Regions from separate parts of the Homo sapiens genome. Here region 1 is linked to region 2. Evidence: chromatin loops called from intact Hi-C (ENCODE). Cell type or tissue: GM12878. All regions are shown on one strand. Each heading gives the region's core, and the rest is flanking DNA. Links, peaks and the distances in the headings are about the cores only.

Region 1 (15,292 bases), core at 6,713-11,712, 61 kb before region 2:
CGATAACAGGACAGTGTATATTGCATTCCAGGCTTTCGTCTAAGTTCTTTACACATGTGAACTCATTTAGTCCTCACAATCACTCTGTGGGATATGTAATATTTCTCCCACTTTTACAATTGAGGGAACTTAGGCACAGAATGATTAAGTAACTTTCCCAATGTCACTTAGCTGGCAAAGGGTGAAACTTGAACTCCAGAAGTTTAGCTGTATATTCTGTTCTGTTGACCACAGCACTCAAGTACATAATATTTATCCAAAAATACACAGTGTCAAAATTCTCATAAATACATCACATTAGAATAAAATTCTATAATGGAAAAAGGATTACATAAGTTCAAGTCAAAAGAAAAACAATGTAAAATTCTCAAAAACGAAGGCAAAACTTCTCATTTTTTAAAAATCAGTAATAAATATCTATGAGGTGTGTAGATTTCAATGGATATATTTAAAAGTGATGTATCACTTTAATTTTAAATTTTCATTTTTACCAAATTGTATTTTCAGCTTTTGTCAGAAATTGAACTTGTAATTATTTAACCTTATGATAACAAATGTTAAATATCAACTAAGAATGTATAAAGTATACATCAGTTTTAAAAATTGTTTGGAGTTATATAATCAAGTTTCTTTTTTTTCTAAATTCCAGTGGTTTGACCTTCTATTAATTTGCTAAGTGGTACATTTAAAAACCTGTTCGGTGTTATAAAGCTGGTAGAGAAAAATTAATTCTAAGAAATCATCATTGCCTTTGCTGGGAATAAGTACACGCCAACAAATATACATGTAAGTAATAAGAGAGACAGTATCATTATTTAAAATTAAAAATAGTAGTTTAGGATGTTTAAGTACAAAGATTACTTACATGTCAAACCAGCAGGGTTTTCAGCTGCTTGATTGATTTATACAATATAAGTCAATTCTTAAGTCATTGTGGTTACTGTTCTCAAATCAGAAGAATTTTAAAAGAATAGCTTTGAAAAATAACAAATATGATTCTGTCCTTTTGCTACTGGGACATAATGACTCTTTCATGCCTCATGGCATAAGAAACATAAGGCTAAGTCTTCTAAGCTGTATCACTAATGTCAATCCTTTAAAGGAGTCAGTGAAGACAATACAGACATTCATTAAGAACAAAATGAGACAGAGAAGGAAAAGGGTTATGAAATCACGTTAAGTGAAAAAAGCAAATTGGTAATTAATTATATTTATATTGCAATCCTTGCAAATGATAGGGAATAAAAAGGAGGGGAAACATTAAAGGGTTTTTTAAGGAAATGAGACCATGAGGTTGCTTTTTCAATATTTTCCTTTACTATCATATGATATATGAGACAACAAAATCAAGAGAAAGAAATATTAAAAGTGGCTTCAAGGGTTAACATGGCTTCCCCGGGGTCAATGTACAGGTCTGGTGAGTATGGATGGAGTGGAGAGAAATGAACCTCTCCATTGGTCTTGCAGTTTCTGCCATTTGTACCTTCTTCCTTCCCACTGGCCCTAAGAATCTCTGCCCCTCACCAGTAAGGCACAGGCTTTTCAGGTGTAGCAGATACTATTGTCTGGTTAACCCAGCACTCATTTCCAACCCCCTCTCCGATTCCCACCTCAACTAAAAACTCACATGTCAACCTTCATTTGCAGCTAGGTAGCCATGTGACACCTTTCTAGACAATTACATAGAAGCAGAAATCTCTTCAGGAAGATTCTAGCAAAGCCTTTGGTAATTTTTTGTTGATGTTGCTATCGAGGTAATAGAGACACCTGTCATTGACCCTTCTCCCACCTCCTGCTGCCTTAAAGACAAAGGGTTGCCTGGTACTGCAACAGCGACTATAGAACAGCACAGAACCAGCTCTAGCAGTGTTGAGCCACTGAAGCAAAGCCAATAGCTGCCAGCCTGTAAACTTGACACCTAAGCAAAACAAACACCTACTTACTTAATCTGTTGTTACCCAGATATGTTATCACTTGCAGCTGGAAGGATTCCTAATTTATAGACCTGAGGATCCCTGTCACTGGAATTGCCTTAGGTATAAGGTACTCACAAAAATGCCTGAGGAATCAGTGATGGTGAACAACAGAAAACTTAAAAGGCTAACAGGAATATCAAGGCAGTCTCTCCATACAGCATTTGGCTTGGGGCACAATAAGGTGGAAAGTTCCATAAAGACAATGACTATAACATTTGATTTGCCATATCTCTCATTATCACAAAGGAAACTTATTGCCTACTTATATTCATATTGGCTCTGAATCGGAATATTTAAAACGTTGCTCATTTCCAAGCCAAAAGAATCTTCCCCATAGACTTAAATTTAAAAGTAATAAACATAGAAGTTGCAGAGATAGAGAATAAAAATTACTTGTTAAATTTCCAAATAGTTACTGCCAAGCTATGTGTTAAAAATATTTCATTTGTACACAGTGCAATTATAATGATTTTTATTAATTCTCCACCAGACCATTACAAATTTCTTTAAAGGATAATTACACTATTTATTTGCAGTAATAAAAATAAAGTCCTGCCATATAGCAATTAGGTGGGGATAGAGGGCAGAAAACAAAATAAAAATTATGTAATTCTAATGTGTAGTGATGGTTTTTAAAGCTTTTGAATACATATTTATTACATTGGGCTTCCAACTGCACATAGAATCATCACTCATACCATCCTAAGACTTTTGAGTAAATATGCATTAGGCGAGTTTTAAGCACTCATTATTAACTCAGTCAACCAGAACAAATTCATTAACTGTAAGCTTATCTAGTTTATCAAGTGAATCTAGACTGAGTTCATGGGAATGTACTTAAACTTTAAATATTTATTCGTTAGACCTTGCTAGAATCCTAGAGTAATATATTCATTATGCCAGGGATTTTTAATGTGCTGTGTCAAATTATGTTCTCCCAAATGCTCAAGTGATATAATATAATTAACTTTATAGCCTGGGTGTTAATTCTTATGATATAAAGGACCATGAATGAATCACCAGCATTGCAGGGCTTTGCTGCCTTTGGTCACGAGATCCCCCATATGTTGTCTCTTCCAACATTTTCAGCTCTCGCCTCTCTGCTCGTACTAGGATATTTGATTTCTTTCTTCTTCGCCTGAAAAGTCTACTGTTGAACTGAGAAATTCCCTCAAGCCAAACACTGATACCTCCCCCAGGACGTATCTTATTGATACTCAATAAGGTCCTGTGCTTAAAGTTGCCGCTAAATCCAGCCTCCCTTCAAAAGAATCTCTCACCTCCCTAGGGCCAAGGAGGTGAGAATAAAATCACTCGTCCAGCATGAACTGCTATCTCTACAGGATTCACTTTATCTTACATGACACGCACTACCATATTGGTTAAGATACTGTCAATTATTTTTCATATTTGGTTATATCATTATTCTCCACCCTTTCTAAACTCCCATCATTTTTATTTTCTGCACTATCATTTGGCACTTTGCAAAGGCTTATTTTGTTAGTTTTCTTTCAAACCCTCTCCAAACCTCATAAATAGTTATAGTTTGATGACTATTCAGTAAATTAATGATGATTTTAATGACTATATCAGAGACCTATCATATAGGTGTTTAAAAGTTTCAAAATGTCTTTATTCCTTTTCCATGCCACCTAGCAAAGGCATTCTTATTCTTGTGGAAATGTGGAATGAACAGAACCTGAGGTGTATGACTTACACCCATCACCATCATATATAATACAGCTTCTTTCTTTACTCTGAGGAATGAAGCTGCTGAGTAGGCCTTTTCTGCATTGCTAGAAAAGTGTGTAATAAACAAAGGGAAGAAGCTTCAGTAAGCTGGACAACACACACGAGTGATAATCAGAAGGTCTCGCCTTTGTAAATACACATCTTGCTTTTCCAAGGATAGTGTTGTATCTTATTCTTGTCTTTCAAAATATCATTAGCCCTGCAACAAATCATCTCTTAACTCACGAAACATACATTGACTCCACACATACATATCAGCAACCCCTTCACAGTCACACCTTGCTGTTCATACCAAATGTTTCCTGGCTAAACAAGCAAGCATTTATGTAGGGCCATACTTAACCGTTACCTGAATTATCATCAATTCCATGGAAAAACTTACGAGAAAGGATGACAGTTACCCAAGAGCCAACTGTGTGACTGTGTTTGTGTGTATGTATGTGAGCATGTGCAAGCATGTTTCATGTGTCTAACTAGTATAAACAGGATCCTGATATTTACACAGCTTTCCATGAGATACAACACTATCCTTGCAAAAGCAAGATGTGTATTTGCAAAGGAGAGACCTTCTGATTATCACTCGTGTGTGTTGTCCAGCTTACTGAAGCTTCTTCCCTTTGTTTATTACACACTTTTCTAACAATGCAGAAAAGGCCTGCTCAGCAGCTTCATTCCCCAGAGTAACAAACACATCTCAAGTGCCTAGTCCTGCCCTGTCCCTTTACCGACTCCCTCTTTCAAGGACTTGAACACTGTATAGACTTGGAAAGAAGCTGTATTATATATGATGGTGATGGGCATAAGTCATACACCTCAGGTTCTGTTCATTCCACATTTCAACTTATCTTTATTTTATGGGTCTATTTTATTATCATTGAGATTACTGAATCATAAACCTAAGAGGAAAAATGTTCCATTTTAAAATATATTTTATACTATTTGGGGGTTACACTCATAGTATGAATCTTCATATCTATGTCATTTAGTTAAAATGCCTGTGTATTGTATCACACAATGTTATAGTATTTCAACCTCTCTTGCACTCACCCCACCGACAGGTGGCCTCCATAAAGCCAGGGACTTTTATACTCAGTCTTATAAATGTACTGACTAAAATAGTACCCAGCTCATAGTAGACAATCAACAGTATTTGTTAATAAGAAGTCTATCAAAATTAATATTGAAAACCTCAACACATGTGACACTTGGCTGCTCCCATTTTCCTCCCATTTTTCTGCCCCTTGTAAGTCTTCTCTTCATCTTTCTGTGATCTCTCCTAGCAGTTGTGAACATGTGTGATATTTATTTCTTGCCTCTGTGATATCAAGCATAGAAAATAAGTAATTTGCCTTATTAAATTAGATGTATTGGCCTTAACTTTATACTGTTCATGACTCGAATATCTATTTCCAATCCTGATCTTTAATTTAAGCTTCAGTCCTATATCTCTAATTGCATACAAGACCCTACTATTTTAAGGTGATACCTGTCCTCTTCACACTAAAATTGGATCCACTTACTTAATTCCATTCTTTCTATCAATAGGATTCTCTCAGTCAGCCCACTGAAAATCTGAAGCTGTCTTCTACTCTTTCCTTTCCTTTATGCCCGATAGCCAACCAGTTAAAATGATTGGTCTAATCCTAGTTCAAAAAGTCTCCTAAATCCAGTCCTTCCTCTTTGTTTTCATTACTTTATTCTAGTAATAGTTATCATTTTCTCGTATCTGGACAACTACATCAGCATCTTGGTTTCTCTTATTCCAGTCTCTCCTTTCTCTAAAGCCTTATACACCCCACACTTGACTACATGTTCAGTGAATATTAGGGGTCAAGTACTATTTGTTCAATGAATAAATGAAAGAATTATTTAATGGATAAATGTTGTACCATATAACATGCCTTAGATACTGAATTTATCACAGGGGATGTCTGCCCCCATACATTTCAACCTAGACTTCAAATCTGCTCATAACCTGACTCCAACTTTTGTCCACCATGTCTAAATGACCCCCACTGTCCCAGGTAGTTTACGCGCATCAGTCCAGACTCAAGTTTCTCTAGCTCTGAAGAGCACCTCTCACGCTTTTCATATATGTAAAATTTGCCCTATTACCTCTGTGAATAGATGTCAAGAATGACTTGTGCTGCTCATTGGCCTCTCATCTTCTCTGAATTCTTCTAATATTGTCTACATAATAGTAATAAATTTTGACATTCTATCTGCAATGTCACTTCACAACTTCTTGCACATAAGTCTTTTTCCCTCAGAGAGATTTACATAATCTGGGAGGCCTGAGACTGTGTCTTAAGGTCTTTGCTTGACTGACTCCAGTGATTTAAAGGACTGGGTATTTCTTTAATGTCTACGTACTTCATTTTGCCTTTGTATACTTCCTATGAAGAATAAAAAGGGAAACTAACTTTAAAGCAGAACAAAATCTACACATAACGGGTTCCTGAAAGGAGAGAAAACACGTTCTACATCAATTTATTAACAAAGAGTATATAACTCAAGAGGACCTTTATAAGTAGAACTCCCTAAATGTTTTTCATTTATAACCACGAAATAGAAAAAAAAAGGAAAATATCAGGATAAGAATATCTTACTTTTTTTATTGTTTCCTGAAATGCCCAAAATTGACTTGCTAATACTGCATATTAGTAGTCAGTTAAAATGAGAAAAAGCATATACACTTGTTCCTGTTCTTATAAAAGAAATGTCTAGAAAAACATTTCATTCGAAGGTTTTCTATGTACTTAAAAGTAACAAATCTGAATGACCTGTTTTTAAAAGCACAGTAATAGTAATATTAATGCCAAAAGAAAGACAATAAACAGAGCTAGAAATCAGATATCAAAGAAAGTACCATATAATTTTATTAAGAATGTTTGTTCCTGCAACTCAAAAGTTGAAAATACTCTTATCAGATAAGTTTCAAAGATAAGAAGAATGACTGAAGATAAGAGTTTATTTTTTTACCCTCCAAGGACTTTACTTTTAGTAAACTATTAAAAATAATAAAAGATATAACTCAAATTTTTTCACCTAAGGAAATACCCTACTGTTATGGAAATAATTTCCCAACTTTTACTTCCTCTTTTTTCAGATAATTATTTCAGTATTCATTTGGTTTTGGTGCTTAATGGTAAAATAAGAGTTTTTGAGGAAAGATCCCAGGCAAAAACATTAATATATAAACAGAACCAACCCAAGGCAATTTTGAGAGATGAATCGTGTATCTTCTTTTTCCCCTTCAGTCAGCTTCTCTCTTCCTGCCAGGTGTTCTCTGTTGGTTATTATAAGTTTCTAGTCTTATCTTGTACCACTTCCCCAGAAAACCTATTTTCTAAAAAGGCCAATTCACTCAATATGTTACAGTCACTCCTCATGCACACTCAACTCCATGCTTTTATGTGAACAATTGCAGTGGCCCGGAACATTTTCCTCTTCCCATCCAGATCTCACTCATCTTTCAAGGTCCCACTCAAGCCCCACCTTTTCTGTGTAGCCCTCCCTGATCACATCAATATCTTCTGAAATTATACAGAGCTGCAACATTCATGCAAATGCTATGTCTTCCCTCCTCAAGTAGATTTGCATGTCCTGGTAAATAATAGCATGTTTTACATTACAGAAAACAACTGATTTGGACCAAAACATACATCTCTCTGATAAAAATGACTACCTATTCTTTTAACTCTCTCCTCCACTTTCCTGTGTAGAGTTCTGTAAGTTTTCACATCTTGTTTATTGCCCTGTATTTTGATGAGTGCTTATTTAAACATTTCTTTTCTTTCTTTTTTTGTTTTGTTTTGTTTTGTTTTGTTTTTTTGAGATGGAGTCTCACTCTGTCACCCAGGCTGGAGTGCAGTGGCACAATCTCAGCTCACTGGAACCTCCGCCTCCCTGGTTCAAGCAATTCTCCTGCTTCAGTCCCCCTAGTGGCTGGGATTACAGGCATGCATCAACACGCCTGGCGAGTTTTTTTGTATTTTTAGTAGAGACGAGGTTTCTCCATGTTGACCAAGCTGGTCTCAAACTCCTGACCGCGGGTGATCCGCCCACCTCGGCCTCCCAAAGTGCTGGGATTACAGGCGTGAGCCACGGCGCCTGGCCTGTTTAAACATTTCTTATCTTCCTGACAAGAGTATAATCCTCAAAAGAGCAGGGATTTGTCTTATATTGTATGACTCAACCACCAAGACTAGCACCATCATAGGCAGTCTGCTCTCCATATCAGTGGGTTCCATGTCTGTAGATTCAACCAACCGTGGATTGAAAATATTTGGAAAAAAAAACATTCTACAAAGTTCCAAAAAGCAAAACTTGAATTTGCTCCATGCCAAGTACCACTTTGAATCCACACAAATGAAGTCATGTGTAGGCTTTGTAGTAGGTGTTTTCAGTAATCTAGAGGTGATTTAAAGTATACAGGAGGATATACATAGGTTATTTGCAAATACTACACCATTTTATACAAGGGACTTTAGTATCCTTGGATTTTGGTATCTGTGGAGGGTCCTGGAACCAATCTCCCATAGACACCTCATGAATAGTAGATATACAACTATATATGTAATAAGAGATAATTGGGAACTCAACAGTAGTCTAGAGAGTTGGAAAATCCTGGAATCAAATCATAGCTTTGCCATTTCCTAGCCATAGTGATGTAACCTTGGTTTTGCTATTTACCCTTCACCAGCCTCACTTGCTGCATCTATAAAACGTGGTTGTTCTCTGCTATTGTCAGTATTGTTGATGTGGTTGTGGTGGTGTCAGCAGTCTCCTTTTACTCAATAACTGGAAGAACATCCATGTCTGTGACAAGAGACAATTTTTTATTTAAGAAATCTTTCCGGGCATGGTGGCTCACACCTGTAATCCCAGCACTTTGGGAGGCCAAGGCAGGCGGATCATCTGAGGTCAGCAGTTCGAGACCAGCCTGGCCAACATAGTGAAATCCCATCTCTGCTAACAATACAAAAATTGGCTGGGCGTGCTGGTGCATGCCTGTAATCCCAGCTACTCGTGAGGCTGAGGCAGGAGAATGGCTGGAAACCAGGAGGGAAGCAATGAGCCAAGATCACATCACAGCCAGGCATGGTGGCTCACACCTGTAATCCCAGCACTTTGGGAGGCCAAAGCGGGCAGATCACTTGAGGTCAGGAGTTCAAGACCAGCCTGGCCAACATGGCAAAACGTCATCTCTACTAAAAATACAATTAGCTGGACATGGTGGTGCATGCTTGTAATACCAGCTACTTGGGAGGCTGAGGCAGAAGAATCACTTGAACCTGGGAGGTGGTGGTTGCAATGAGCCTAGATCATGCCACCGCACTCCCATCTGGGTGACGGAGTGAGACTCCATCAAAAAAAAAAAAAAATTTTTTAACTATGTCTTTAAACTCTCTTCAGAAAATTTATTGACACTTATCGTTGTATTTTTCTGAAGTTTTTCTTTCAAACTCCTAAAAAATGTATGGGAAGGCAATAAACACAAAGGAAAGGGAATATTAATAATATATATGTTCACTCTTAAAAATCCAAACAAATGATATCACAAAAGTATTTGCTGTCAAATATCACTTTGTGATCTTTGATGGGTGTTCAACCTCAGTTATGAACCATATGTCAGATGTGGGGATGATTTTATGGTTCATTGCAGCCTTGGTAGAAGTCTTTAACCCCATGACAGTTGCTTCAGTGAGAAAGTTCAAAACTACCTTCAGTCATTTCAAATATGACAACATTGACTTGCTTTTTGCTATTTTGAGTCTATTCTGCAGCATAGAGGTATACCAAAAAGGCATCTGAGCAGACATGTGGCAGTCTTCTGATGTGCTAATATTTGTATGCCTGCATGACTCTGATTCTCACATGCCAAAATAGTTAAAGAAGCAGATGTAGGTTAAAAATTGTCGTTTTTTTTTCTTTCTAAGTCATTGCACACAGCTTTTATGCATCATTTGTTTTCCATTATGCAAACTTTAGTATCTTGTTTACCACCGTTCAGATGGACTATTCCTATTTTGGAAAGTTTCTGAGTTTCTGTGAATTGGTCAAGGGTGAGATTTCAACATATAAGGAGCAGTGATTATTCAGTTAAAGAGGAATTTATGATCAACAATGAGTAGTGCAATAAATGCTCAGGAAAGTGAAGAGTTGAACTTGCTAGGGACCTGTCATTCATCTGAACATTCCTTGCTTATTGAGCAAATATCACATTCCAGGCACTTCACTGGGCACTGAGAGTAGATGAGTTGCTTTTCTTAAGAATACTATATATTGTCCTTCACATTTTTGATCCTTAATTAAGATGATCTAATTAACAACTCAAAGCGGAAAACATTGCCACTCCAGAAGATTGGTCTAAACATAAAGAAAAGAGTGTAAAAATCAGTCTCTCAACTATTGTCTTGTTGACTTCCTAGCCATGGTCTTTAAAGCTTTTCAGTACAGTGCCTCCCTAACATCATTATTTCATTAACCCCATTTTTCACAACATTAAATATATTGTCTTATGTAAAGTCAATTAGGGCAAAGCTTCTAAGCTGTAAGTGCATGCTTCATTTAGCCCTTTTACAACTTTCATTTCTCTATTTTGTTGCCATTCTTCCCATCCTTAGAAAAGGTTCTTTCCACTATATCTCCACTAAATCAAGACTGCTTTTCTCAAACTCAAGCAATAGATTCATTTCTCCCAGGAAATCCTTTTAGCATGGCTCGAGTAATGTTGTCCACTCAAATAAACGACATTCCAATCAATGTCATACAATATCTAGATCATTCTAAAATATAAATGTCCTTGGTAAATATTCATTTATTATGCACCTTGCACAGAGCAGCTATATAATTAATATCTGGTGAATGCATAAAATTCCGTTTAATTTCTCACATCTTTAGATGAAGTCTTTCCAATCTACCATCATTTTCTATCACTGTACATTTTAACACTCCGAACAGGAAAATAAATCAATTACAAAGTTATAAAGACCATTAGCAATATTAAGAAAACTTATGTGAAAAAATGTTGGCAAGATGGTGGAATTGAATTTTCCAGCACTCATGCCTCCCACAGAAACACTGATTTGAACAACTATCCATGCATGAAAATACCTTACAAGAGGCAAGGAAACCAAGTAAGAGATTACAGCACCTGGGTGTGGCACAGAAATGAGAAAAGGCACCTTGAAGAGGGTCAGAAGGACAGTCTCACATTATCCATGTCACCTCTCCCCCATGTCCAGGCAGCACAGGCTGGAGAGGAGATAACTTCTGCTTAGGAGAAGGAAAGGAAGGAGAGCATAGAACTTTGCCTTGAACCCCAATACCCAGCCCACTCCAGTAAAACCCAACACTGAGTAGGTGCAGATGGACACAGACTCTGGCTCAATACCCACAGGCTAAACTTCCAGGCCTACCCAGGCACCAGACTGGATCCCATAGGCCCAAGCTCCAGGCCTGCAATGTATACACAGTCTCTGAACTGCCCCACCACTAAGCCAACCCCAGCCAACCCAGTCTCTAGACCACCCCCAGCACCAGGCTGACCCCCACAGCACCAGGCTTCAGGCATGGCCCAGCACAAGGCTGGCACTCAGAGCCCACGCCATCAAACCAGCACCTGCAGGCCAGGGACCCATCAGTTGAGATACAGGCACCAGATTTTCTCAGCACTAGACCAGCCCCTGTGGCCATAGGCTCCAGGCCAGTAACCGTGGACTGAGCCTATAAGTCTGCACCGGCCACAAATAGGATCTTGCAACCCCAGGTTCCAGGCCAGTCTGATAGACTAGGTGTCACAGGGTTGGGCTCCACAGGCCCAGGTTTCAGGTCCACCCAAGCACCAGGCCAGTTCCTGTAGCCCTAGTCATCCAGCCAGCACCCTTGGACCCATCCTCCAGGCTGACCTCTGCAAGTTTGGACCACAATCCCAAAAGATACAATCCTGAATGCCATAATCCCAAATGCTGAAATATCAACAATCCCTAACATCTAAAATTTTAAACATCAAGCCAGGTGCAGTGGCTCACTCCTGTAATCCCAGCACTTTGGGAGGCCAAGGTGGGTGGATCGCATGAGGTCAAGAGTTCAAGACCAGCCTGGGCAACATAGTGAAACTCCAACTCTACTAAAAGCACAAAAATTAGCCAGTTGTGGTGGCACATGCCTCTAGTCCCAGCCACTCGGGAGACTGAGGCAGGAGAATCGCTTGAACCCAGGAAGCGGAGTGAGCCAAGATCATGCCACTGCACTCCAGCCTGGGTGACAGAGCAAGACTCTGTCACAAAAATAAATAAATAAATAAAATTTCAAACATCACAATCACAGGATAGTTGTGTCATTTTAGATGAAATATACCTTGTTTTTGCCTTTGTTTGAAAATTGAGTATGGTTTAAGGAGCTATGTATGGGTACAAGGTGACAAAGGGTAGACTTGTGGACTTACTTTTAGAGTCAACTTGACTGAATTAAGGAATATCTAGAAACCTAGTAGAAAATTATTTGGGGTGTGTCTGTGAGAGTGTTTCCAGAGTAGATTAATGTGTGAGTCTGTGTGGGCTACGTGGGGAAGATCTGCCCTCAGCTTTGACGCGCACCATCAAATCAGCAAGGGTCCCAGACAGAACAAATACAGAAGGTGAAATGGTCCCTCCGAGAGCTGGGAAAGGCTTTTCTTCTGCTTCCTTGGACATCAGAACTCCAGGCTTGCCAGCTTTTGGACTCCAGGACTTATACTAGCAGACACCTAGGTCCTGAGGCTTTCAGGCTTGGACTGAGAGTAATACCATCAGCTTCCCTGACTCTCAATGTAAAAACATTGAAATTTCCTTCAATAAATGAAGAGATGTCCTTTTTTACACATCTGCATTTGTGAAATATAAAATTCTCGAGATCTCAGCTCTTTGGGCAACTGCATATGCAGTAGTAACCCATTGTGGTTTTTGATTGATCTTGCCAAAAGACTTAGATTGTTCATCATGGTATTTTAGATCACTGCAGTTATAAAGCTGGGTGCACACAATTACCAACCATAGTGATGTGTGTTCATGCATTTTGCTTTTTGATCTAATTCTTTAGGAATATGATTCTCTGCTCCTAACTGTTCTACTCATGCTACTGTCAGTAGTATACTTGAGTGCTTATGCTTGCAATAAGTACTTGCAATAAGTCTCTTGCAATAATATGTAAGTTAATATTTTCTATTTTATTCTGTAAAATGGCCTATGAAGTGTTCTGTTGTGTTTTTATGTGTTTGTAAAGTAAATCCCCTTTTAAAATGTAAATAATGTCTTTTAAAGAATTTTTTAATTTTTTTCAGAAATATATTTTGGGGATTTTGATCTTTCAGAATTTTAAACATTTGAGATTATGGCATTTGAGATTGTGTCTTTCAAGATTATCATTGGCCCACCTGTGGGTAAAGGCACCAGGCACACCTAGCAACATGCAAGTCCCTGTGGCTCCAAACTCCAGGCCTGCCCAAGATTTTAGAACAGCCCAGAACTAGGTTGGCCCACAGAGTCCTAGGATTTGAACCCTCTCCAGGCTGGCACCCCTGGCCTCATGCCCTGTGGACACCTGTGGACACAAGCTCTGGGCTTGCTTAGTGCCAGATGGGTCCCTGCAGTCTCACCCACCACGTCGGCCCCTATAGCCCCATGCTTCAACAGACCCAGCTGGAGCCTGGGAGGCCTTGGTAGACAGACCAGTTCCCATGGACTGAGAATCCAGGTACCCCTCAGTAGATCCAGGACCCAGGACCATTCCTATGGACTCAGGTGCCAGGCCCACCTCAGTGGACCCAGGTACCAAGCCAATCCTGGCACCTGGCCAGTCCTTGCAGACTCAGGCTCAGAACCCAAACCACCAGAACAGCCTCTATGGACCCTGGCTTCACAGATACAGGCTGCAAGCATATCCTCTCTGTGGACCCAACCAACAGGTGGGTCCAGTGGATCCAAGCCTCAGGCTCAACCTCATGGCCCAGCACCAAGGCGAACTTCCAGAGAACTCCAGCAGCAAGCCCGTCCATGGATCATGCCAAATAGCCTGCCCAAAATCTTTGAGTAGGCTGACTGTCAAAGGAGTTTCCCAAATAAAGTCAGTCTGCAAAGACTAGGATGCCTCTCTCTTTCTTCAAATGCACAGACATCAATGTAAGGCAACAAGAAACATGAAAGACCAAGGATATGTAATACCAGCAAAAGAACACAATAATCTCCCAGTAAATGACCCCCCCCAAAAATGAAGATATATGAACTGCCTAATAAAGAATTCAAAATAATAGTTTTAAGAAAGATAAGTGAACTTCAAAAAAATACAAACAATTCAATCAAATCAGGAAAACAATAAATGACCAAAATTAGAAATTTAATGGAGAGATTAAAATGATTTTAAAAAAACAAATTCTAGACCTGAAAATTATAATAAATGAAATGAGAAATGTAGTAGAGGCCATCAACAGCAGAATTGATCAAGCAGAAAATAAAATCTGTCAACTTGTAGACAGCTTATTTAAAAATATATAGTCAGAGGAGAAAAAATAAAAAGGAATAAGAAAAATTATGGGATTTATGGGGTAGTATCAAAAGAGCAAATGTTTTAGTTATAGGAGTTTAAGAAGGAGAGGAAAGAGGACAAGTAATAGAAAGCTTATTTTTACAAAATAAAAGCAGATAACTTTCCAAATATAAATATATAGGAGATTAAAAGTGTCCATTCAGATTCAATCCAAGCAAGGCTACATCAATACATATTATAATCAAACTGTCCAAAATCAAAGACAATGAGAATATCTTAAAAGCAGAAAGAGAAAAGAAGCAAATCTTATATAAGGGAGTTTTAATAAGGCTAGCAGCAGATTTTTAAGCAAAAGCTTTGCAGGCCAAGAGCGAGTCAGATGATATATCTGAGGTGCTGAAGGGAAAAAAAAAAAACTACTAACCAAGATTACTGTATCTAGAAAACTTATCCTTCAGAAATGAAGAAGAGATGATGACTTTCCCAAAAAACAAAAGCTTAGGGAGTTTACCACCACCAGACCTGTCTTACAGGAAATGCTAAAAAGAGTTTTTCAAATCAAAAGAGAAATTAATTAGTAATATGAAAATGTATAAACATATAAAATACACTGGTAAAAGTAAGTACACAGTCAAAATCAGAATATTGTAATACCATAATAGTAGTGTGTAAATCACTTATATCTTTGGTATAAAGGCAAAAAGACCAAATTGTTAAAAACAATAATAGTATGATAATTTGTTAAAGGATACACAATGTGAAAAGAAATAGATTGTGACCTGCAAAAGATAAAATGGGGAAGACAGAATAAAAATGTTGAGTTTTTCAATGTGACCAAATTTAAGTTGCTATCAGCTTAAAATGGCCTATTATAAGATGTTTTATGTAAGCCCCATGGTAAACACAAAGCAAAAACCTATCGTACATACACAAGATAAAAAATAAGGAATCAAAGTATTTAACTAGAGAAAATCACCTAATCACAAAGAAAGACAGGAAGAGAAAAAGAAAGAGAGAAAGAGAGAGGATGAAAGAAA
Region 2 (15,292 bases), core at 5,163-10,162:
AATTTGCTTTGTACGATATTAACGAAGCATCAACAGCAACATATGAAAAGTGAATAAGTATTTTTGATTATTTGTATCTAAAGCCCAGGCCTCCCGTTTCCTCTGAGTAATGGAAAATGTGAAAATGGATTATGAAGAAAGCATGAAATGTTCAGAGCATTTTGGCTTTTAAAAATGAAAGCACAAAAATCACTATGTTTTGCTGGAGCTCCCAAGACATAATTGCATAAAGGGAAGGATCCTTCCTGCCAGCCATTGTCTTTGCCGCTGGTAAAAGGAAAGGCTGTCAAAGCCCTTCTCTCTGCTGCCTTTCACATATTTCTAGAATGTCTATTATCACCCAATGTTCAGTGACTGGTGGAGCTCAGATTCAGGCAGGAACAGCTGGAGAAGACAAATCGTACCCAACTCTTACGCTATCAGATCTGATCCTTGATCTGAAGCAACCATAATAAATGTATTGAGACATTTTGTACAGGGATAATTGTTTTCATTGTAAATCAGTATTCATTTACAGATTATTAGATACTGTAAAACTTTTATTTATGTGTGGATGGTTATGCATTCTTGATACATAAGACATCAAATCAGCTGGCTCCCTTCCCTTTCCCAAGCAACCAAGACAACAAAAAAACAGTGAGTGCCTGAGTTCCAGTCACTCCCACCTGGCTTTCCAATGTTAAGATAACATCGTTCCATTCACAATTTTTAAGTACATCCTTAGAATTTTGACTACTATTGTTCCAACTCTCTGCTCCCAAAATGGGGATAACATTTTAAAAGACTGGAAACCCTTTAAGGAATGTTATTCAGACTGCCAGGCATTCAATTATAGAGCACCTCTGCATTATTTTCTACACTAGATAAATGAAATAAAGGTTTAGGCAATAATTCAAAGAATTTAATCAATGTTAGCCATCAATATAGGTCATTCAAGACAGTATAATTTTAGTCTTTGGTAGTAAATGCTTTCAGCCTGAATTTTCTAGATAAACAACACTATATTTCTCTTTGTCAGTGTGAACGAAGCTTTAGGGGGAATAGGGGGAACTTTACCTTCTTTTAAATTAGACATACCTGCCATTCACATTGCCACTCTTAATAGCACACTGTATCCAAACCAAACCAATGGATCGTAATGCAATGTTGTTATGAATTTTTTTATGAGTAGTGAAACTAGGCTCTCCCCACATCTGACATCTTGGTTCGTTTAATCAACATCACCCCAAGCCCTGCTGAATTTTAAATGGCAGAAAGTCATCAACAGCACAGCCATAGATTAAAGCAATGCCTATCCTAATACAACTTCACCCAAATGGAAATGTGGCATACTAGGACAACAGAAGTCCTAGCTAAGTCAAGAGGGAGAAAAAGACGCAGAGGAAATCCATAGCACTCCATGAGGGAATTCGACCATCCTGTGGTTGTCTAGAAAACACTATAGGAAAGCGCATCTAATATATGGAGGAAGATATGACCAGCTGTGATTCTGTAAGGCTGTGTTAAAAAAAAAAAAAGACTTTTCAGTGAACAATTAAAGATAAACCTAAACTATTTTCAGTATAAAAAAAATCCAATCGTCACATTGGTCTTTTGATCACATCTACAGAAATGACAATCACTACCAAGAAGGTGACTGGACATCCTGGCTGCCAAGGAAAGGGCTGGCTTGTGGCTGCCATCCTGAATCAATAACAGTGTCACCTTCCACTATCAGAAATATTCCAGTTTGGACAACCAATTTTATGGTCACCGTAATTTTTAGTGTATTATTATTTAGAGGGAAATAACAATGACATAATAAATACATGTATAACCTTAAAGAAAACCTTCCATCTACTTCCTTCATTCTGATATTCCTCAGTCTTGGTAAGAGTATCCAGTAAGTGTACTGTTATCAGCAATATTCAACTTGACCCTTCTACTCCACCTGACAGAGAGCTTCTCTCTCTCTCTCTCTCTCTCTCTCTCTCTCTCTCTCTATCTATCTATCTATCTATCTCTATCATCTCTATCTCTATCTCCACATATACCACAATTTCTTTCTGGTACTGCCTTTACATATTTGCCCAACCATCCCCCAAACAAGAATCTGCTCTTGCTTGCCAGTGTACTTTATCCAATACCAAGACCAAGACTCACTTTCTCACTTTCTCTTATGGATCCGACTTCATTTTACCTCACTGGGCACAGATCCTAGAGATAAAAGTGTATTTTTTAATGTATATTATATTTATTTGCTCAGATGTAACTATTAATATAAATTGGGTGGAATATGGATACAAAGTAACAAAATCTACTGTCCAAGCTTGGGTGCACTTGACGAAACTCTAGCTGCTGACCAGGAGCTCCATTGCCTGCTGACTAGAGAAGCTTGGAGACCACCTCCACCTGGGGGACTCGCAGTACCCCACCCTTCTTCTTAAAGGGCACTGTTCCAGATACTGTCCAGCTGCAAAGAAAAATTGTTGGCCTCATTTTTCTCATTTATTTTTAATTTCCTTTATTTTCTGTAAACTTTTGTAAACCTTCTTCAATCCTTCTGCCTCTAGGTGTGAAACACATGAATATCAAGCATAGCTCTTGCCTACATAGATCACAACATTTCGGAGAATTGGGAAAATAAGAACCACATAGATATAATACAAAATATGATGTAGTAAGTACCATGAAATAGCTACGAAGTGTATTAAGGTTTTAAAAAAGAAAGAAATCACTTCCATTAAGGCAGGTATAAGACAAAGACCTAACAGTGGATAGGATTAAAATTGTGTCGTCTTGAGGTTACAGAATCAGGTTACATACATGGCAGAAATGTTGAGGGGGAGGGACAGGCAGTCCAGGTGGGAACAGCATAAATAAAATTATGGGGGTTAGAAAATGGAGAGCACAATTGAAATAAAATAGTCATTCTAACTAGCAGAATGACTATTTAGCAGTAAGACATGGCCTGTCTAAAAGGGTAGATTTCTTATTTGCTTAATGTATCCAGGGAGATCAAGTTACGAAAGAAAAATGTATATATTCACAGCATGTGTGCATATGTGAGTGTACCTATGATTTTATTGAAAAGGTACATGATTATTAAATACTCATTTACAAAATGCACAGATTTAACAGCCTCCTACCACACACATTTCTACAATGTTTTCTTTCTGCTCAGATAAAGAGAAAATCAGCCAGGAGCTCCAAAGAGACCTACTCTATCAAAGATCCAAATTCCACGTGTGAGAACCAGGAAACGAAAGAGTCTCAGATCCACACTCCTGTAACATTTTATAAGGGCATGTTTGGCAGCTCTGATCTGAGGCTCACGCAGCCTGACTCAGATCAAGCTGCATTTGCGAATCCAGTGCTGGAGGGAAGGGGAGTTTGGGAGAAGCAATTACTGGGTTGCATCGGAGACACCATTGTATCTCCTGCATTCGGTGACAGAGTCTCACTTTTCTCCACTGTAAGTCTCAGTCAGTTTGATTGATGCACAGAACTGTTCCTCTCCCTCCTCCCTGGGGAGGGAGGGGAAGATGAAGTGCAGTATTGCAGAGAGAAAAGTGGTTTTATACACATCATCTTAATTCTCAATGATGGAGAAAGAAGAAAAAGAACAGGAATTCTAAGTAGCAGAGAAAGGTTCAAGGTTAATTTGATTGGCAATATATGAAATGCCACTTACCTCAGGCCATTTGAAATTGCCCCTCCTTCTCTCCACAATGAATGAAATGATTCTTTCCAAAGACAGGGGGATCAACTGATAATGGCTGCTATTACATATTCATATACCACTTTGCATTCTGCAGCTTACTTGGCAGGAATTCTTACAAGTCTCTGTTCGCAGATGCCCTGTCAGGGAGGTGAGGCTGGAATTCAGTGAGCTGTCACAGGCACTTTTCAGTGGACAGAAGGACAGAGACGGGATAGTAGGTGGGGGGTGCCTGGAAGAGACCACACCTGAGGTGCACAGGTGATCTGTGCCTCCACCTTGCCTTCGTTGCTCACCCCACTCAGTCCATACTGGGGGGCTTGCTTTCCAAAGACAGGTACTTTATTTAAGAACATGCTTTGTAACCGATCGTCTTAACAACAGGTACGTCTCAGTACTAGCATGAGGCTGAAAAAAATTATTTTGTGCTTTAAGAAAAAAATGTGGTACCACCACAAAGAAGATGAGGAAAAGAATATAAAAATAATAATAATGTGGAATAATTATCTTTCTATGTTAAGGATGATTTCCTCATCCTAGAGAAAGTAAGGAGAGGTTTTTATTTTAAGGAATTTTTAAAAAGAAAAAGAGGAAAAATTATGAGTTTTTAAGAGTTTTGAGTTTCTGAGTTGTGATGCAACTAACTCACACTTCTTGGAGCATAATCCTAACGAGATGAGGGTAAAATCCATTCAACCAATACTCATTCTCTAACATGCACAAGGAAGAAGGCTGGCAAGTTTTATTCCCATACAAGCCAGTTTAGGTCACAAAACAAAAGACACAGCCAGACACAGGGTTCCTAAATACAGCTGGAGGGAAGTTGGAAAGAAAATATGGATGGATGGCTGAGTGCATGTTCACTGTATCTTGGAAAAAGAACACAAAGCCCAAGGAATCATTAGCTTCATGTTTTTAACTCTCTCTCTCTCTCTGTCTCTCTGTCTCTCCGTCTCTCTCTCTCTCTCTCTTTCTCCTCCCTCTCTCTCCCAGTTATCTTGTGACATGACCAATTGCTGAGTTGCTATTCATTATTAACTGTTTTCCTTCAAGGTCAGTGATTGCCCTGAGTGTGATGACAGTGCTCAAGGTAACGCACGATTCAGATCAACCTTGAAATGTTGACCCATCATAAGTTCAGTGTAATTAAAAGGTGTGCCTATGCCCATGCCCGCTGTTTGAAACCTAATGTCTCTGCACTTACCCAGAATATCTGTCTGTGGATTTTCTTCATGGGCAGTTTTTACAAAGCACTAAAAATCTGCATGAAATTAATGACTGCAAATTAGCTTGAGCAAATTTCTTAAATTAACTCAGTAACAGTTCTGATTTAAATTTAGGAAGAAAGGGGCTTTTTATTTATTTACAGCCAAAGAATATAAGGTAAATTCAAATAATTTAAGATCAAACTACTGCCCTGTTTGTGAAGTCTGGGGTTTGACATGCAGCGGTGGGTTTTGAAGAATGGTTCCTTCGAGTTATTCTGACCACAGCTGTTTTCAGTGCAATTGATTTTTATTACTAATGGGATTGGTGCTCCTCAACATACAATGCAGAGAGAGAGAAAACACGATAGCGAGAGGGTGGAGGAGAGAGAAAGACATTTCCACTGAAACTACTCTAGGACAGTCTTACCACTCCCCTCTAAACCTCACTCCAGGACGCCAGGATGCATGTTGGCAATTTATGTCTCACAGGGCACTCAAGTCCATCATTTCAGAGACAAGAAGCAAAATCCTTACTCTAAGAGAATAGTTGATTCCTCCAAGTTTAGCAGGAAACCAAACTGAAACGGTTGAACTTGAACAAGGAAACATGCTTAAGAACCAGGAATATGTCTGGATAAACTAACTGCATTTCAATAAACACCTTTCTTGGGGTTTATTCTTTAACATAATCAGAGCATCTAAAATATCTCTGTCACCCTGAATGGCAAAACTAAAAGTAAATGACCAAATAGATGTATGTTATGAAAGAAAAGCTTACCCAAAAATGTGGAACCAACCTAAATGCCCATCGACTAATGAGTGTATAAAGAAAATGTGGTATATACACACCACAGAATACTACTCAGCCTTTAAAAGGAATGAAATAATGTCTTTTGCAGCAACTCAGATGGAGCTGGAGGCCATTATTCTAAGTGAAGTAACACAGGAATGGAAAACCAAAACCATATGTTCTCACTTAGCTCTCACAAGTGGGAGCTAAGCTATGAGTATGCAGAGACAAACAGAGTGATATTATGGACTTTAGAGACTCAGAAAGGAGAGGATGGGAGGAGGGCTAGGGATAAAAACTACACATTAGGTACAATGTACACTACTCAAGTGATGAGTGCACTAAAATCTCAGATTTCACCGTTATATAATTCATCCATATAACAAAAAAACACACGGACCCCAAAAGCTATTGAAATAAAACAACAAAAAGAAAAAAAAGAAAAGCTTGCCCAGGTAGTGACTAAGATGGTCTGCAACTTTTTCCATCAGAGCTTGGAGACAACGAAGGAAGCAGAGTAACACTGATCAAATCATTCCATAATCTCCAATGCATGAGCTCAGTTCCAACAATACTGTGACCTTCCGGGCTATTCTCCAAACTTTAAAATACTGCTACTCATCTACAAATGGAGATTCTAATACATACCTTCCAGGATTGTTGTGAGGATTAAATGAACGTGAAGCTTAGCACCAGGGCTGGCAGGCAAGAAAGGCTCAATGGATAAATGTTGCTGTTATTACTGTCGCATCTGTAATTTTTTTACTCTTTAGTACTTAGCAATAAATTGATTTTATGGTAAACATGTATATTTGGCCACAATCATTTTCTTCCATGCATCCAAAGCATACAAAAATTTATTATTTGGCAAAAAGTAAATAAATAAAGCTTTTATTTATTTATTTATTTTGAGATGGAGTCTCGCTCTGTCTCCCAGGCTGGAGGGTAGTGGCGTAATCTTCACTCACTGCAACCTCCCACTCCAGGGTTCAAGCGATTCTCCTGCTTCAGCCTCCTGAGAAGCTGGGATTACAGGCGCCCACCACCATGCCCAGCTAATTTTTGTGTTTTTAGTGGAGACGATTTCACCATGTTGGCCAGGCTGGTCTCAAACTCCTGACCTTGGGTGATCCGCCTGCCTCAGCCTCCCAAAGTGCTGGGATTACAGATGTGAGCCACCACACCCAGGCAAAATAAATCTTTTAATTCAGTGACTCTAAATAAGACCTCTCTCAAAGAGTATATGTTGAATGCCTCCTGCAATCCAGGCACTGTGCTAGGCTGAAAGATTAAAATCCCAGGTGATCCGGCCAGGCGCAGTGGCTCATGCCTGTAATCCTAGCACTTTGGGAGGCCGAGGCGGGTGGATCACCTGAGGTCAGGAGATCGAGACCAGCCTGGCCAACATGATGAAACCCTTTCTCTACTAAAAATACAAAAACTAGCTGGGGGTGGTGGGCGCCTGTAATCCCAGCTACTCGGGAGGCTGAGGTAGCAGAATCACTTGAAGCTGGGAGGCGGAAGTTGCAATGACCCGAGATTGCGCCATTGCACTCCAGCCATTTGGTACTGAGTCCAGCCATTGCACTCAGTACCAAAAAAAAAAAAAAAAAAAAAAAAAAAAAAATCCCAGGTTATCCAAGTCAGCATCAGTTGATGCAAGTTTTTCTGTGGCAATAGAAGGATGAATATTGAGTGATTCCACTTATGTGGGGGATCTGAAATAGTCAAACTCATAGAAACAGAAAGTAAAATGGCAGTTGCCAGAAACTACAAGAAAGGGAAACAGAGAGTTACTGTTCCACAAGTGTAAAGTTCCCACAGTTACAAAGGTGAACACCTGCTGCTCAGCAAGTATAAGCTCTAGAGATCTGCTACGCAATATTTCACCTATGTGTCAAGTGGGTCCATCTCATGTTAAGTGCTCTTTCTCACCAAGATGAAATAAGTAAATTGCTCTTAAAGATGACCTGTGGCTAAGGATGTTCTGAGACTGAAGAACAAGCAGCCTAGGCGAAGTCAACTCACAACTTCAGAGGCCTTGCCAGTCCAACTCTAGACAAAAATAAAAAAGTAAATAAATGAAGCTTTCAATTTAGCAAGACTAAGAAGGTCTCTCTCAAAATGATACAGGTGTACTCCAAGTAAATGTAGGCCAAACAGGAATGTAATAAGTCAATCACGGAGAACCTATCAGCAACTGAAAGTCAAGAAGATAAAAATATAAATTCACATAATGGAAAGAGAGCGTCAGGCAACACTAAGCAATTAGGACTGATGGTTATTCTATTGCCAAAGATCTCAAAAGATAAAAGCATGGTCTAGTCCTCGGTTTCCTCACAGAGGCCCAGATCTACTCACTTTTTTTCACCCATGCTGCTCCCAGTGTCTTTCAAAGCACGTTTGGCTCAAACATATACACATTTGCAAGCTTGCCAAGGCCTTCGAGTACACATGGATGTTCTAAATGATAAACCAGTGCCAGTATTAGCTTTAACTAACACTGAACGCTTTGGGAAAAGTAATGCATGACTAGCTTATGTGGTCTTTAATACTGTTTATTGTCTGCCCCTTTTTGACATCATTCCCTAAAAGAGCCCAATTTAATTCACAACAAAAAGTTGCTATGTGCCATACCAGGTTCTCCTTATAATTATTCATAACATTTTAGGATAATTTTTATGGCTTTTATGACTGCACTAGCCTTCTCAACCTCTCACTTTTACATTTTGAACATTGGCACAAATTTTAAATCTATTGAACCACCCATGGCTTCCCACAGCATTGCATTATAAGCATTATATTTTCGCTCTCTATCTTCCTTGTTTGAATCATCATTTGAATACATAGTATACATTTTTAAATTTCATCCTTTATCTGCATTATCGCTAACTTTTCATTTAGATCCTGCTTTTGTAAGTACTCAAAAAAATCCATAGTGCTATCACAGCAGGTGCTATTTATGAAATGTAAACATTACCAACAATGCAAAAATGAAATTTAATTGTGAGTTGTATGATTTTGTAAGTACCAGGCCAAAAGCTAGACACTTTACATGTATTATCTCATTTAATCTTTAGTAAAATCTTAAGAGACTCCAGTATCATCATCACACCCACTTTACAGAAGATAAACTGAGCTGGAAGACAGTAAGTAATCTGACAAGGTCACATAGCAAAGAGGAGACAAAACTCAGAATCCATCTGTCTAGCTCCAAAACCTAGACTCTTAAGCATTGCACCATGTGCAGAAAACATTATGTGCTCTTTTGTGCTTGCGCTTTTGTTCAAAATACTTTTCAATGTTGAAGTAGCCAAATAAAATCCACATACAATGGAATAAAGGCTTTGGCATTTTTAAGAACCTTTAAACTTTCATTTTTTTTCTTCTAATGTACCCCCTTGCTATTACCTGGTTTATTCAGTCACAGTTAGAATGCAATAAATGGAGTAACAACACAAACAATACTGAAATAGCACACGTAGCCTAGCAAAAATCCATAGGAAAACAGAGCAACGTGAAAGCAAAGTCCGAAGGCCCTCCCCTTGTATGGCCCTGCCTGCCCAGCACTCTGGCTTCCCGGCAATCAGCCACACACCGCAGAACTTTGTGTTTCCGCCCACAGTGGAAATTTCCATATCTAAAATGTTATTATGGGCTTCATAGAACAATCTGTGTAAGGTCATATTTGCATAAGTCAAGTGTTCCACAGTCTGTACAGCGTCTTTACCTAATGCAGGATTAAATTGCCATGGGGGGCTCTTATTAACCCTCCAGATTGCCCTAAATGCCAGCCAGCATTCACTTAAAGAAGAGTAGCTGGAATATGGAAGCAGCAAGGCGGGGACCTGCAGTTGAGCTCTCCAGTACTCAAAGCCACCAAAGCTCAGAAACCGAGGGAGAAAGACTCTTTTATTCACCCGTGTCCTTTTACGTAGTAAGTTAGTAGAAGCAGGGGAAAAGTCAGTGGGTGCATTGGTGACAAATGAGGGGACTTCAAAGGACTATGCATGGAGATATTACCAGATTGTCATCAATGCAGATGCTCTTTAGCCCAAGGGCTTCCAAACTGGATTTCCAGAAGTCCTGATTTCCTGCCTCAAGACTGCTTTAGGAGTGAGAGGGAAAGGCCCAGTTAGCATGGCCACAGGTCTTCAAGCTTTCCTTCAATCAGTGTGGCTCCCCTTTTTTCTGTCAGGCATGCTGGAATTTCATGCCTGGTTTGTTTGGAAGGAGTATCTAACGCTAAAGATGAAGTCAGAATGCCACTAATTCAGGACAACTTCTACCACTTACCTATATGACGATGGTAAGAACGCCAGGCTCAGTATCTTGCCCAGTGAGTCAAGGCTGGAAAGTGGCAAGCCTAGACTGGAACCTAAGAATTTGGATTTTGGGTCCAGAGCCCAACCAGCACACCTGGAGCCTTTGTCCACCATTTCCTTTGCTTCTTTCTACTCCTGCTCTGGAAGTCTATTGTTACTTTTCTCCGATTAGGTAAATGCATAAGTGAAATAAGGTGCACAGGTGACTCTTCCATCAAATCTTTAAAAGCGGGCAGACCTAGAAACTGTGTAAGGCACATGGTCTTTGGAGGAGGGGTGCCTTTGATGAACTACCTCTGCTTCCAAATCCCATACGGATGAGTCCTGAGCATGTGCACATGAATCTATCTGGCCTAATTCCTTCAGTGATTGTGTTGTATAGTGCGCTAAGACTTGCCAAGCATATGTACACATTTTGTCTCAATGTAAAACTTAGCCCCCTGTAAAAGGCTGAGGATGCATCTATCCTACTGGGAATGCAGAATTATAGGGCTTTACAGATCACCCAGCCCAATTTGTAGATGAACTTGTAGTTGATCTACAAGTGAGAAAACTGACACCCAGAAGTGTTCAGTGATATCTTAAGGTCATTAATATCCAAGCCAAGACTGAAGACCAAATCTACTGATTCCTGCACCAGCTCCTGTCCCACTACCCAGCCCAGTTGTGTGCAGTCAAGGTTTTAATGCGTCCTGATATTCTTTCAGATGGTGGCCCCACTCAGAGCTGCACACATGACCTCACATACGAATACTTAGAAGCTAAAAGCAAAGTTATTTAGTTAGTTGCTTATTTCCAAGTATCTCTAAGGACATTTGCTCTACATTCTCATGCATCTTCCTGCTTTCCTTCATGGTACTTGTAACAATTTCATGTTATTTACTTTTCTAAAATGCATTTATTTATATAATGCATTTACTTATTTGTTTGTTCAGTTCCCTTCTGCATGAAAATATAAGTTCCATGAGAACAGTGGCTGGTTTTCTGTCTTGTCTAACACTGCTATTTCCAGACCCCAACACATTGTCTAGAACATAAGCCAAAGTCGAATGAATGAGCAAATGAGTAATTGAATGAATGAATGAGTGAATCTCGCTACCCTAAAAATACTTCTATGACTATACTTGTTACATAGTATTTAAACCATGCATTCACACTTCTGTCTCCCTTAATCAACTGTAAGTTTCTTGAAAGTATCTGCACTTTGTAGTGTTGGCAATACCTAGTTGTGCCTTATTTATACAAAGAAGGAAATTAATAAATATTTGTCAAGTAAGTAAATTTATTCATTCATTCATTAATGAAATCCTGGACATATAATAGGCACTCAAAAATATGTATATACTGATTAACTGATTGGTTTGTTGGTTGATTGATGAGTGCTTGATAAAACTCCATGAAAATCAAACATTTCCAGGGTGATATTTTTAGGAAACTATCAACCATCACAAAAACCTAATTTTTTTTTTTTTTTTTTTGAGACAGAGTTTCACTAGTTGCCCAGGCTGGAGTCCAACGGCACAATCTTGGCTCACCGCAACCTCTGCCTCCTGGGTTCAAGAGATTCTCCTGCCTCAGCCTCCTGAGTAGCTGGGATTACAGGCATGTGCCACCATGCCTGGCTAATTTTGTATTTTTAGTAGAGATGGGGTTTCTCCATATTGGTCAGGCTGGTCTTGAATTCCCAAACAAAGGTGATCCGCCCGCCTCGGCCTCCCAAACTGCTGAGATTACAGGCATGAGCCACGGCACCCAGCCATAACCTAATGTTTTTGTATGAATTTTTAAAATGTCTATTTGAGGACACAAAGAAGGGAACAAAAAATACCAGTGCCTACTTGAGGGTGGAAGGTGGGAGGAGGGTGAGAATTGAGAAATTACCTATCGGCTATTATACTGATTACTTGAGTGACAAAATTATCTGTACACCAAACCCCAGCCACATGCAATTTTCCCATGTAAAAAACCTGTACATGTATCCCTTTAACCTACAATAAAAGTTGGAAAGAAAAAGGTTTATATCTATAAAAATATGATTCCTCTGAATTTTATTTTTTTAGCCTCTTTTCTTCTCCACTAGTTAGATCAAAAATATAACTACTTTGTAGAATATGTTTTCAGTTTTGTTCAGGACACCGTGCAAAGGGAAGCCATTTAGGAGCAGGTTAAGGCAGGTTTCCTCTATACATGTCACTTCAAGTTCACTGTTTCATAACTTCAAAAACCAAAAAGGGGTGAAAGTTCAGGGTAACTACTTATGACTGTGAGCATCGCAGCATGTAATAAAATAGTCACAGAGCTTCTGTTTACTGGATTTGAGAAGGTCATTCTGAGTATGGTTCAAGGCTAAGTGCCTAAGTGCATCATGGGCAATGCCTTGGATTTCTCTGTACCTTTTAAGAACATCTTTGCAAAGCAGGTGACAGCTGTGGAAAATAGAATGCACACACAGACACACACACCCATCTTTTCCACTAACATTTTGGCTTACTTTTAAAATTCTACAAGATCTATTCTACAAACTGGAAACATAACAGAGGCACTTTCTCAACAGATATTGAGAAATAAAAAAGCAACAGGAGTTAGTCTTTGATCTCCCAGCCATATTACAGGTAGAATGAAAAGAACATGTTCTATTTGGGAACTGGTGTGTATGTGGAGATATACATGCACATACACTCAATCTGCTGTTAACCTTGTGCTCAGAAGAAAGAAGTCTATGTGTAATTGAAATCTATCACTGATTTCAAACGTTTCATTTGATTTAATCCTTTTACTTGCTTCCTTCACCATACACCTTACTAAAATGGTATTTAAGCTGCTTGCTAAAATGATATTTAAGCTGCTTTCTGTATCTGCCTCTGCCCTTCTATTGGTAAAGGAGTTCAGCCATGAGGTGGACACCATGGCATGAAATAACAAAGGTAAAATAAGGCCCGAATGATATCTAAACTCTTCCTCAAACCTGGAATTGCCAAAGGTTGTCCATATTGTGCATAGGTAACCTGCTGGACATACATGAAGTGTATGCTCCTACATGAAGTATACAATATCCAGCAAGTTGGAGATGCTGTATATTTGGGGTCCCAGCAGGAGCCTAGGCTGGTAGTCACAAATACCTAGACATGTCCAGTGAATTTGCAGATTGAGCCCATCAGAAGCACATCTGGAAGAGGTGCGAAGGAACTGCCTCTTAGAGACCCCACCAAAAGAAAGAGAATACAGGCAGAATGAGCATGAGCTGGGAGGAAAGCCTCGGTGTCTCCATGTCGGGAGGTTCCCAGCACAAAGGGTTCTATTATTCGGCTTTGTCTCCCAATTTAGCCCACAGTAAACACCTGAGTAAGGCCCGTAGAAAGAGAGGGAGAGCATGTGTGAGGGAGAGGGGAGGGGAACCAGAGAAGCTGTTTCACTAAAAACACACAGCTTAGGGAAATACCCCTTTCCCCCCACCAATATTAGATAATAATAATAACAATAAAGATGGGGGAAGAGGGGGACAGAAGACAGAGAGCAGTTCCTCCCTCTGCTCCACAATAAAATGTCATGCACGTCCCATCGCCCCTGGGCTCCAGGGCTTCACATGCTACCAGAGATGGGAGCGATCTGCAAACACAGCAAAACCCAGACGCTGCCTTCTTAAAGCTGGGGGACTGTGTTCACATCTGGCAGTGATAGACACACTTCTAAGCACACCTGGGGAATTTCTAAGTATTTAAAGTCCTCTGTGAGCATTGTGGGACAGGTGAAATTTGGATTGTTCCTGTTAAAGTGCCCCATTTGTGTACCCACAATACAAGGAGACCTGTGGAGTCTCAAGAGATTATATACATGCCTTTATAATACATAAAAAATTTAAATGACCATCAGATACTTGTGAATTGGGATTTACAACCCTCATGATCAAGTTCAGATTGCATTTTAACAAAATTTATTAGTTGTCTGCCTACATATAGCACACTGTGCTAAGTACTGTATGGAATGATAAAAATGTTTTAAACGTAGTTCTTTTATACACCAAACATGATATATCACTGAATATGTATTTGCGTACATTCATATATAACAACTCCTCCCCAGCTTCAACTTAGATCACATGAATTTGATTTCTGGCAACTCTAGACATTCAAGTTATTGCTATCAACCATGTAAATCAGTTAAAAAGGCCTGAAAGCTGCAAAGAAAATTGTCAAGAAGTTAACGCACTTTGCTCTGAAGAAAAAGAAATAGAGTCACCCTTGAGTCAGAGGCCATGAGCTTAGTATGATGTACAAATTTCAGGTTACTGACTTGAAGTTTAGTTACCTGTATTCTTCTGGTAACCAACAGCATAAGAAGTGACAACTGACAGCAAAGGACAAGATGAAAGAAACAAAACACCACAACAATCCTGTGTCCTTGATTGAGGTGAATGGGCTGAGACACCTCCACGACCCCAAGGGTGCACAAACATCAAAACCTGTCAGTTTAATGTCTGATGTTCAGCTAATGTCTGAGTCATCAAAAGGAGGTAAGCTATGTTCTGTCTCTTACAGTAACCAAGAGACACGTAGATACAACACATTTAAGATTCCCATAATATTTTTTAATATGGCCAATTAACCACTTGAAGGCTAAAACACTGGAATATTCCTCACAGAATTATAGTTTGGAGACCTAGAATATCTAGCCAGAGTTAAACAGCAAGTTAGAAATAAAACCAAAATGGAGCTCAGCGTGGTGGCATGTGCCTGTAATCCCAGCTACTCAGGAGGCTGAGGTGGGAGGATTGCTTGAGCCCAGGAGGTAGAGGCTAGCCTGGGCAATGTCGTGACACCCCATCTTAATAAAAATATTTTTTTAAAAACATGACACTTCAGGTTCTGATATCTGCCTGTAATATTAAAAGGAATGAGAGTTTGAAAACTCGATGGAACCTAAACAATATTTTCATCTCCAGCCTCGCGTTTTGCAGGTAAACTCATTGAGATCTAGAGAGATAAGTGATTTACTCAAGGTCACAATTCAATGATGAGTAGAATCGAGACAAGAATACAGGTTTCTGACCAGCACTCCTCAAAACCATCAAGGTAATCAAGGACAAGGAAAGTCTAAGAAGCCGTCAGAGATCGCAGAAGGCTAAGGAGTCATGATAACTAAATGTAAGTGGTGTTCTGGATGGGGTCCAGGAATGGAGAAAGGACATTTGGGAGAAACTGATGGAATCAGAATATAGTATTGAGCTTCATTAAGAATAATGTACCTATGCTTGTTTCTTACTTGTGACAAA

What was found. Peaks named below come from ENCODE experiments on the same cell type or tissue, not always from the same donor. Only the 100,000 strongest peaks of a DNase experiment are listed, where the experiment ranks them.
Region 1: a loop joins it to region 2, with 2.1 times the contacts of the local background. A loop is called at or near these places in 1 of 110 quality-filtered maps.

Annotation. Positions count from the first base shown.
Region 1 is chr13:103,025,970-103,041,261 of GRCh38, reverse strand. No RefSeq gene overlaps it. Among named protein-coding and RNA genes, the nearest start is that of SLC10A2, 33 kb to the left of the region's middle. In GM12878, for the core only: no CTCF peak of the experiment used is centred there; DNase peaks (open chromatin) are centred at 9,561 and 10,339; H3K27ac peaks cover 4,424 bases.
Region 2 is chr13:102,962,986-102,978,277 of GRCh38, reverse strand. No RefSeq gene overlaps it. Among named protein-coding and RNA genes, the nearest start is that of SLC10A2, 96 kb to the left of the region's middle. RefSeq lists enhancers at 7,375-7,574, 12,143-12,192. In GM12878, for the core only: no CTCF peak of the experiment used is centred there; a DNase peak (open chromatin) is centred at 7,547; H3K27ac peaks cover 1,633 bases.